Regions from separate parts of the Homo sapiens genome. Here region 2 is linked to region 1. Evidence: read pairs that join two places in POLR2A ChIA-PET (ENCODE). Cell type or tissue: PC-9. All regions are shown on one strand. Each heading gives the region's core, and the rest is flanking DNA. Links, peaks and the distances in the headings are about the cores only.

Region 1 (5,384 bases), core at 224-5,223:
CTCGGCTCACCACAACCTCTGCATCCCAGGTTCAAGCGATTCTCTTGCCTCAGCCTCCCAAGTAGCTGGGATTACAGGCATGTGCCACCGCACCCAGCTAATTTTGTATTTTTAGTAGAGATGGAGTTTCTCCATGTTGGTCAGGCTGGTCTCGAACTCCCAACCTCAGGTGATCCGCCCACCTCGGCCTCCCAAAGTGCTGGGATTACAGGCATGAGCCACAGCACCCAGCTGGGATCTTTTGTATTTCTTTCTTCCTTTTTTTTTTTTTTTTTTTTTTTTGAGATGGAGTCTTGCTCTGTCACCCAGGCTGGAGTGCAGTGGCACGATCTCGGCTCATTGCAAGCTCTGCCTCCCGGGTTCACGCCATTCACCTACTTCAGCCTCCAAATTAGCTGGGACTACAGGTGCCCGCCACTGCACCTGGCTAATTTTTTTTTGTATTTTTAGTAGAGACAGGGTTTCACCATGTTAGCCAGGATCATCTCCATCTCCTGACCTCGTGATCCATCCACCTCAGCTCCCAAAGTGCTGGGATTACAGGCTGGAGCCACCGCTCCCGGCTGGATCTTTTGTATTTCTGCAGGATTAGTTGTAATGTCATCTTTGTTGTTTCTGACTGTGCATATTTGAATCCTCTGTTTTTTTCTTTTTAATCTAGATAGTAGTCTGCTGATTTTGTTTATCCTTTTAAAGAAACAGCTTTTGGTTTCATTGATCCTTTTTATGAATATTTAGGAGTTGATTTCGTTTTCTCCTTTGATTTCAGTTATTTATTCTACTAGCATTGGGGTTAGTTTGTTCTTGCTTTTCTAGTTCCTCTTGGTGTGTTACTAAATTGGGAATTGCAGATCATTCTAACTTACTGATGTAGGTGCTTAGCACTATAAGTTTTCCTCATAATACTGTGTTTGCTGCATCTCAGAGATTTTGGCATGTTGGTTGTGTCTCTGTTTTCATTTATTTCAAATTTTTTTTTGATATCTGCCTTAATTTTATTGTTTACCCCAAAGTCATTCAGGAGTAAGTTGCTTAATTTCTATGTAATAGTGTACTTCTGAGAGATCTTCTTGGTATTGATTTCTACTTTTATTCCACTGTGGTCTGAAAGTATGGCTGGTATGATTTCAATTTTTTGAATTTATTGAGACTTGCTTTATCTCCAAGCATATGGTCAATCATAGAGTATGTTCTGTTCACAGACGAGAAGAATGTATAATCTGTGGTTGATGGGTGGAATGTTTTGTAGATGTCTATTAGGTCCCATTGGCTAAGTGTTGAATTGAAGTCTAAAATGTCTTTGTTAGTTTTCTGACTTGATGATCTGTCTAATGCTCTCTTTGGGGTGTTGAAATCCCTACTAGTATTGTTAACCATCTAAGTCTTTTCATAGGTCTAGAAGTACTTGTTTTATGAATCTGGGTGCTCCAGTGTTTGCTATGTATATATTTAGGATAGTTTAGTATTCTTGTTGCATTGAACATTTTATCATTATGTATTGCCCTTCTTTGACCTGTTTTATTGCTATTGGCTTAGGCAGTCTGGCCACTCCTTGGCACCATTACAGTAGCTTCTACTGGGGCTATGGCAGCTGATGCCTAGCTGCTCAGGGATCCAAGGCCTGTGCGGCTCCACTGGGCTTAAGTGGTACCCCTGCAAAGATTCCAGGCTGGTCTCTGTGTTGATTTGGAGTTCCACTGAGGTCAAGGGCTTCTCCCATGCCCAGGATTGCAAAGGTCCATGGCAGATGTTTGGATCCCCTGGGAACTCTCACTCATCAACCCTTTCCTGACTTAGGGAACTTTCCCCAGGTCTGTACTGGTCCCAGGTGGGCAAGTCCTTGGCTTTGCTCCTCTCTTCTCTGTGAGTCCTCTTGCTTTCTTGTTGAATCCCAACATGACATCTTAGATGATCTACTTGAAGTCGTAGCATTTACTCACCACTTTGTTTTCTCTCCATGAGAGCAGCATATACTAGCTACTTCTAGTCAGCCATCTTGAGCACCTCACCTGTTTTCCAGATTGGAAAACTGCCCATATCTGGGGAGCTCTGCATTTTTCTTTAGAGTGCTTCACAGATACTGCATTTTTTACAAATTAAAAGTTAGTGGCAACTCCAATTCCAGCAAGTCTATAGGCATCATTTTTCCAAGAACATGTGCTCACTTTGTGTTTCTGTGGCACATATTGGCAATTCTCACAATATTTCAAACTTTTTCATTATTATATCTGTAATAGTAATCTGTGATCAGTTCTCTTTGATGTTATTATTGTCATTATCTTGGGGCAACATGAGCTATGTCCGTATAAGATGGTGAACTTTATCAATAAATGTTGTGTGTGTTCTGACTGTGCTAGAGACCAGTTGTGGGGATATGTGAGGGCAGCCATGTTGCCAGGCACATGTGGGGACAAGAGGAAGACAAGGGAAATCACCATGTTTGGTGGACCCAGTTTCTAATGGCCTTTATTTGCATATTAAAGCTTGCCTGCAGGCTCTAAGAGCCGGGGCTTTCCTGTTAGACAAGAAACATTTCTGGAGCTGCTTTAAAAGAAACAAAAACTTCCCAAGGACGCCTTTTCATCTCTATCTGCCTAAAATAATTTCTTAATAACTCCTATAACAAAAATATACTGCAAAAGGGTCATACCTGAGAAGTCTGCTTGTTGAGTTGTGGTAATTTTTGCATAAATATTCTAGAAATATATTGTATGAGGTGGGAAGTGGTGGTAGTGAGCAGATCGTGAGACATCAGCTTAAGTATTCATTAACTACTTCAGGAAACTGGAGATTGGAGGTCTCCAGTGGGAAGGAGATTTTCATGAACTCAGAAAAAATACTTCATAAGGGAAAGAGCTAACCAAAAAGCACCAAAGCTGGACTAAGATTTTCTTGCCTTTCTTTTTCCACTCCATTGGAGGAATAAGAAGCAGCAGCAGTGAGGAACAAGAAAATAAATTGTTAATAGACACATTCCTTTGTTCCAAACTGCAGTTTCCTGAACTTAAGTCAAGCATGAGCTAGGGCTGGGGAGAAGATTTAAATCTGAAGTGATGTTGATATTTTGAAACTAGTTCCTAGGTTAAGCTTCATATAAACTAAAAGAGTAAGCTCATAAGGTCCACAGTGGTGGACATTTTTGATGCACTAAAATGCTCCTCAAGCAATAAAGTGAGTTTTCAGAACCATGAGCTTTATAGCAATCATACTGTAGCCTTTTCAAAGAAAGGAGCATTCCAGAAGAATGGCTCTAACACTGTTGACTTAAGGACTAACTGGAGCAAGCCCTGCTTGTTAAAAGCTGAAAATCTTGAGCTCGTAAACAAGTTTGAAGTCAAGTGAACTTTTAAGCAGAGTGCTATGGGTTGAATTATGTTCCCTAAAAATTCATGTGTTGACAGCCTAACCACCTGTTCCTAATACTGTCCTTACAGAAATAATCAAGTTAAAATGAGATATTAGAGTGGGCCCTAATTCAATATGTTGTGATGTTCTTATAAAAGGGGGAAATCGGGAAACACACAGGCATACTGGGAGAAGGCCAAACACACAAGAGATGGCCATCTGTAAGCCAAGCAGAGAGGCCTAGAACATATTCTTCCATCACAGTGCTTGAAAGTAATCAACCTTGTCAACACTTGATTTTGGACTCAGAGCCTGCAAAATTGTAAGACAATAAATTTATGTTTAAGCTACCCAGAAGCTTTAGTTCTAGAAGCCCTAGTAAACTAGGGGGGCTTGTTACATGAAGCAAGTATTCCCAGCTCAAGGAGGATTTACTGAATGTGGAGACTTGGCTGATAGGGGGAACTGATGAACTCTTTTAACATGCCCAATCTGTGCCAGAATTTGAAGTGTGACCCTAAGACAAGGCTCAAAAATCTCTGCCTTCTTTTTGGAATAAAGTTTTTAGGATCACTGCCACATTTATTTTTTAATTATCTATGGCTTTTTTAATCCTATCATAACAAAAAAGAGGAATTGCAGCAGAGACTGTATGGCTTGGAAAGCCTGAAATATTTACTTTCTGGCTTTTTACAGAAAAAGTTTGCCTTGCCTTGCTTAAAACAAGGGTACTGGTTACAGATCCTGCCTGCTGGGTATTAACAGAACAAATGCAGCAAATGATGCTGATCTGAACATGAACCCACAGGATCCCCAGATCATGACACCTCTCAGTGTTTACTCAGAGTAGATCTGGACAGTATGGATTAAGAGGAAGAAATTGAGACACCTTACCCCCCTTTTCCTCCCTCTAATAAGATCAGGCTAAATTCAATGCAGGAAGACTTTCCAGGGAATAAGAAGCAAAGGCACTAAAAGAAAGAGTTGGAAAACAATACCTACAAGAAGAGTGAACTGCGGTCTTGAAGCATTGTGACTTAACCAAAATTTTGGGATTTACTAACAGGACATGTGTTAATCAAGCAGTTCACTTTGAAAAGGAAAGTTCTAGTAAGCTCCACGGCCTTTGTGAAAAGGCCATTGAAGTGAGAGAGAAAACCAAGAGGACCATTGAGAAACTGCAAAAAATGTATGCCCTAATTGGCAATACCTACTTTAAAGAAAAATGTAATAATATCACAATCTCTACAATAAATGTTTTAGCATAGCACTAAACCCACAATATGCTAAAAAAGTTGTCAGTAGAGGAGACAGAAAATAATCCTAAAGAACAGGATTGACTGGTGTACATTAATCCTGACTTGCCTTTGGGAAAAAAAGGTAAATACAATAAATGCTTCAGAAAGGGGACCCTCTCCCACTTCATAAGCATTAAATACTAAACAAGATGTGCAACAGAATCCACACGACATTGAGTTGTGCAAGAGTCAGCAGTTGGCACTGAAGGACTGGGAACTATGGATGAACCCAGAGCTCCCATATTCTCAAGGGTTGTGTAGAGAAAGCACAGGAGCCATGAAAACTGTGGATATAATCCCAAAGGCACTAAACTTGGACTCAAGCTATAAGGAGATTATCAGTAATGTCCAAACCATTGATGTGATAACCTTTTATTAAAAAAAAAAAAATTAAATAGAGATGGAGTCTCACTATGTTGCCCATGCTTGTCTTGAACTCCTGGGCTCAAGTGATCCTCCCAATTTTGCCTCCAAAAGTGCCGGGATTACAGGCATGGGCCACTGTGCCTGGCTGACATGATAACCTTGAGGATGGGAAATGGGGAGGCATATCTAATCCTAGATCCAGGAAATAATGGATACCTTAACCAAGAGGAATCTTCTGGCACACATGTGTAAACAATATATACATATATTTTATTGGTCAGGCTTAAAAGATGCCAATGAAAAACAATATCTATAAAAGGGATCAGGTTGAAATAGATGGTATGTCTTTAAAAAGTCTTTAAAGGTTTAATTAAG
Region 2 (5,384 bases), core at 306-5,305, 58 kb before region 1:
CTTGAATGATCATTAAGAAGAGCCATGTAAATGTTTCAGATTCTGATGATGGAGATGATTATCTTCCTGCAGATTTTGACACACGTCATACAACCTTACAAATAACAGCAAGATATGTCCCACTGGCACTGTGGTTTCTTTTGCCCATACTGGTGGAAACATTTCCATTTGTTCAATCAGAGAGAACACTGGAATGTTACATTCATAACTTACTAAAGATTAGTATATACTTTCCAACCTTGAGGAATGAAATTCTGAAGCTTATTATTAAAAATCTATTCAAATTGGATGTGAATACATTCTGGCATGATATTGAAGATGCTGAGGAAACAGCAGCTCAAACTTGTGGTGGGACAGATTCCATGGAATGATTGTTCAATATGAACGAAGATGAAGAGACTGTTTCTAAGGCTGACTCCAAATGGCTCGGTCAGATGGTGCACCCTGTAGCTGAATGCCTGGACACCCTGCTGTCTTTGCTTTTGCAGTACTTGAAGTATGTCTGCTATGTAAAATACATGGTAAGGTTGATAACAACAAAATAAAGGATTTATAATATATCACAAACTGATAAACATATTTGACAAACCCCTGCCTCCTGTCACGTACAGTTTTTTATGTTTTACCTCTGTGGCTTAAAATTGCGACTCTCAGAAGCATTTTTGGAACGTCTCTGGGAAAAAAAAATGCAGGATCCAAATAATCCTGTCATCATCAGGTGAGCTGCTGGAAATTATATTGGAAGCTCTTTGGCAAAAGCTAAATTCATTCCTCTCATTACAACTATAAAATCATGCCTAGGTCTTTCGGTTAACTGGCCACACAAATACCTTACTAACCAGGATCTGAGAATGAAGGCTTTTTGTGATATTGCTCTCCATCAAACATTTTACTCAGCCTTCCAAGCTGTGTTCCACACCTTTGTTTTTAGACACAAGCAACTTTTAAGCGTAAACCTGAAAGAAGGTTTGAGATGTCTTCAGTGCCTACATTTTTAAGGGATAGTGACTAGGCAGCTAAATCCTCTGAATATTTGCCTGCCCTCAGTGGTTAACTTATTTGCTGCTGTCACGAATAAATATCAGCTAGTCTGCTACACTATCATTGAGAGGAACAACGGCCAGAAATACAGCTGGAGGAGACTCGGTGTGAACGTGCACCAACCCATTGGACGCCTTCTTCCCCTTTGATCCTTGTGCGCTTAAGCAGTCAAGGAAAGTCATTGATTCTATTTATCAGATATGGGAAGACATAAGTGTCGAAGAGCTTCAGGAGTTTAAGAAACCTATGAAAAAGGAGATGGAAAAAGATGGAGATGATCTTTTGAAAGGTGAAGTTCCCCCAAATGATACCATGATCGGGATTATACCGAGCCACTTTGATGCGATGCACATTTCCAAAGTCCTTCAAGTAGTGTGGGCTCCCCACCTGTGTTACACCTGCCAGACCAGTTCCTTCTCATCTCGAGGATTTGTGATTGAGATGCAGCATTCTTCCCCATCACTCATCATGTTCTTTAGCAACTGTTTATGCTGTTTGGGCACTGCATTGAACTAGAATGAGCACCTGACTCAGGCATCATACTTTCAAGTTAGACTTCAGCATCTGAACAGACTTTTTTTTTTTTTTGCTTTTTTGTTCCCCTTAGAGACAAAATTAGAAGACTGAATATCATGTGTAATATTTTATGGTGGGGTTGATGATAAATGATAAATACTTTGCTCGTTTGTTTAAGAAGTACTTTTCTTGGCCAGGCGTGGTGGTGGCTCACGCCTATAATCCCAGCACTTTGGGTGGCCCAGGCAGGCAGATCACAATGTCAGGAGATCGAGACCATCCTGGCTACCACGGTGAAACCCCAGCTCTACTAAAAATGCAAAAACTTAGCCAGGCACGGTGGCACGCACCTGTAGTCCCAGCTACTCAGGAGGCTGAGGCAGGAGAATGGCATGAGCCTGGGAGGCGGAGCTTGCAGTGAGCCGAGATCATGCCACTGCACTCCAGCCTGGGCGACAGAGCAAGACTCCGTCTCAAAAACAAAAGAAAAAAAAAAGAAAGAAAGAAAGAAAAGTACTTTTCTTATGCATTACAGCTTTTTGAGATAATTATTGTGTAATTTCTAATATAGACAGCAGCCTATTTTGACAGACTGCCTTTTTAACACAGGATTTTTTTTCAGAGCCACATTCACAGAACTTTGCTGATCTACTTTCAATGAAGAATCCTTTAAGATAAATCCTCTATTTAAAGACTTTAACTAGAATGTTTTATTTTTGCTGCATTGTTTACCTCCTGCTCTAGTTGTGTGTTGGAATTTCAGTAGGGTGCAGAGGAAATGGAAACTGGGGAGACATCCAAACCTGGTCTGGGACAAAGAGAGTTGGAGCTGGCACTGAAGGAGATCTCTAGGGACCCCAGAAACCAATAACAGCCAGTAGGGAAGAGATAGAGAGATTAGAGAAACAGAATCAGACAAATAATATACTTTCATGGTGTAAAAATGAATTTGAAAAAAAAAGTGGAGATCCAGGTAAATGTAATTCACGTTGACTGAAAGTAGGCTTGGGCTTGCATTAAAAAAATTACATCATATTTTACTCTTCAGCTTTCAAGTGTCCCGTTAGAACTAGAATTGCTCTTTGGTAGCAGTTAGATAGAGTTATTTTTGACCTGCATCATTTGGTTATTTTGAGAATTTCTTTTTTCAAACAGGAAAAAAAAAAATTAGGGCCGGGCATGGTGTGGCTCACGCCTGTAATCCCAACACTTTGGGAGGCTGAGGCAGGTGGATTGCCTGAGCTCAGAAATTTGAGACCAGCCTGGCCAAAATAGCAAAACATTGTCTCTACAAAAAGCACAAAAATTAGCTGGGCGTGTTGGTGCATGCCTGTAGTCCCAGCTACTCTGGAGGCTGAGGAGGAGGATGGATTGAGCCCAGGAGGTAGAAGCTGCAATGAGCTGTGTTTGCACCACTGCACTCCAGCCTGAGTGACAGAGTAAGACCCCATCTCTTAAAAAAAAAAAAAAAAATGGAGGTTATTCGGTGGAATGGTTTTGCTAGCAATAATAGGCCAATAATAGGCCAAACTTACTATGGCAGTCTTTATCCAATAGCTATGCCTATCATGGATTCAGCTTGGTGAAATCCTTCTCTACAAGCCTCTTTTTCTATTTTCACAACTAAACACTGGGAGAGAGGGGAAGTCTAAGATGAAACCTTGCTTTATAACAAATTTGCCCAAGCACTGCCCGAGTCATTGTGAAGTTCAAGTATATTTTTGCTTTGTTTTTTAAATGTGTACTTTTTTGTTTACTTGTGAAAATAACCATCTTCAAGCATATTTATTTTTCTGCCCCTTCTATTTATTTAAAGACAGGCAATATTTTCTTGACCACAAATATTTTGTAATGAATCACACCCTCTATCCTAAGGCTTTGTATGCTATTGCATAATTACACTGGTGGCAATATAGAGTTTGAATTTCAGTCTATAAATATGTTTTTTGGAAAACAGAAATTGTCATTGCTTAAAAAAATTTGGATATTGGTGATTTGATTTTGGTGACTTGGTGGAAAGTCATTTGAGAACCTCATGGTTCTTTTTTAATTGCCGACAAAAAGTGGCTTTTTGTAAGTTGGATAAAATGAGTAAATGAAATTGTATCTAGAGAAGTTAAGAGTAAGTGTAATCTTTGTGGGTTGGAAAGCAGTTTTAACACAGAAGGACCTATTTACAAATAAGTCTGTTTAGCTTTGAAAGAGTTTGAGAAAAAAAAATCCATTGTGAAAATAAAGCAATGGTATGATTAATCCAGAACCTTCATTCTTATGCCAATAAAAGGAGGTATCCCAATTTTAAAAAGATTTCTCACTTTAAAAAAAAAAGAGAGACAGAGACAGAGAGAGAGAAGGGAGAGAGAAAAGGACTGTAATCAAGACTCTATACCCAGCCCTGAATCATTCATCTGTCAGAGCAAATAAAGCTATCTAATGATACGCAAATAATCAAAACCATATTATTCTACACCGGTTAGAGGAGAAATGGATCGAATTAAAACCAAACAATAACTAGAACAGATTGCTCAAGTATCACTATGGAGGAGAGAGATCCCCCAACCAAGAAAAGGGTATTTTGTGAGCTCCATTCTGGGGGAAAAAGATTGGGGATGCTGGAAATCAAATAATAAATACAGTAAGTATGTTATTTGGTCAGCCTACATGCTTTATTGAAGTGCAACTAAAGTCCTAGTCTTTACTAGTTCTCTATCCAATTGTGCTCAGCCTAAAGTTGAATCTATGTACGTTTTAGTGTCTGCATTTTTATTATCAAGATTTTAATTGATGTTTCTTTTATACTCATATTTTATTGTTTCAATCTTCCTGTTTTTTACTTCCTAAATAATCTAAAACACACTTATTCCTCTGACCATAATTTGATGTGGAAGAAATTTGTCATCTGAGTGCTTAATCATTGTGTATGTCTTTCTGAGTGTTATGCTACTTAATATAATTTGAAATTTTACTTTGTAGACTTAAGAAATAATTTCATGTGATTATTAATATTCTCTCTCTCCTCCCACTCTAATTGCCTTACTCAAATCATGCCCACCCACTCAATTCTGTTTTTCAAAAGTAACAGTCATAGTTCCAGTAGCCCAACTTGTAAGAGGCACTTCTGCCTCCTACGGGAGCCAAACTTGTATCTTTTTTTCTTTTTACCCAGATCCAGAGCACTTTAGGCCCATAACTTCAGCCCTACTTAGGGTTTTGTTGTTGTTTTTCTACTTCTTATCCACAGAAGTATGTCTTCTTTGAATCCCAGCTATGATTATTTTGCTTTTCTTTTATTATGTTGTCTATTATTGCAGTTTTGAGGACTATGTTGTGTGGAAGTCTTCCCACTTCCTCTCTTTTTCCCTCAATCTCTCTCTCTCCCTCTCGCAAACACATACACACATATATCTTATTTTCTTTCCTTTGATCCATTCCTAATCGAATTCCCTCTTAGAATAAGCATTGATTATTTCTTTCATAATCTGCATTCTTCCCAAACCACTGTCCATGCCATTATTTATACCCATGGGGATTTTTGAATAATATATAGTATATGCTTGTATGTTTTATGATCAAAATTGCATTATATACTACGTATCATGAAAATGTCATGATTGTGGTTTTTACTGAATATTTTACTTTTGATATCTCTGTCGATATAGATAGATATTATTCTTTCTACTGTTCTATAGTATTCCATCATATGCATATCACATATTGTGTCTCTTCATTTTCTTATGTTTAACATTTCTAATCTTTGTTATGGAAAACATGCTTATATGGACAATAGCCCACATTTCTCTTTGTAAGTGAAGAAGTGTTTCTGCGGG

What was found. Peaks named below come from ENCODE experiments on the same cell type or tissue, not always from the same donor. Only the 100,000 strongest peaks of a DNase experiment are listed, where the experiment ranks them.
Region 2: POLR2A ChIA-PET joins it to region 1 with 10 read pairs; 2 of 35 experiments call an interaction of 5 or more read pairs at or near these places.

Annotation. Positions count from the first base shown.
Region 1 is chr2:142,912,446-142,917,829 of GRCh38, forward strand. All of the region lies in intron 2 of KYNU (kynureninase), which reads left to right. It also overlaps the pseudogene STIP1P1. Among named protein-coding and RNA genes, the nearest start is that of KYNU, 37 kb to the left of the region's middle. RefSeq lists an enhancer at 2,131-3,006. In PC-9, for the core only: no CTCF peak of the experiment used is centred there; no DNase peak of the experiment used is centred there.
Region 2 is chr2:142,854,563-142,859,946 of GRCh38, forward strand. It overlaps the pseudogene RRN3P4. Among named protein-coding and RNA genes, the nearest start is that of KYNU, 20 kb to the right of the region's middle. In PC-9, for the core only: no CTCF peak of the experiment used is centred there; a DNase peak (open chromatin) is centred at 3,399; H3K4me3 peaks cover 724 bases; H3K27ac peaks cover 2,783 bases.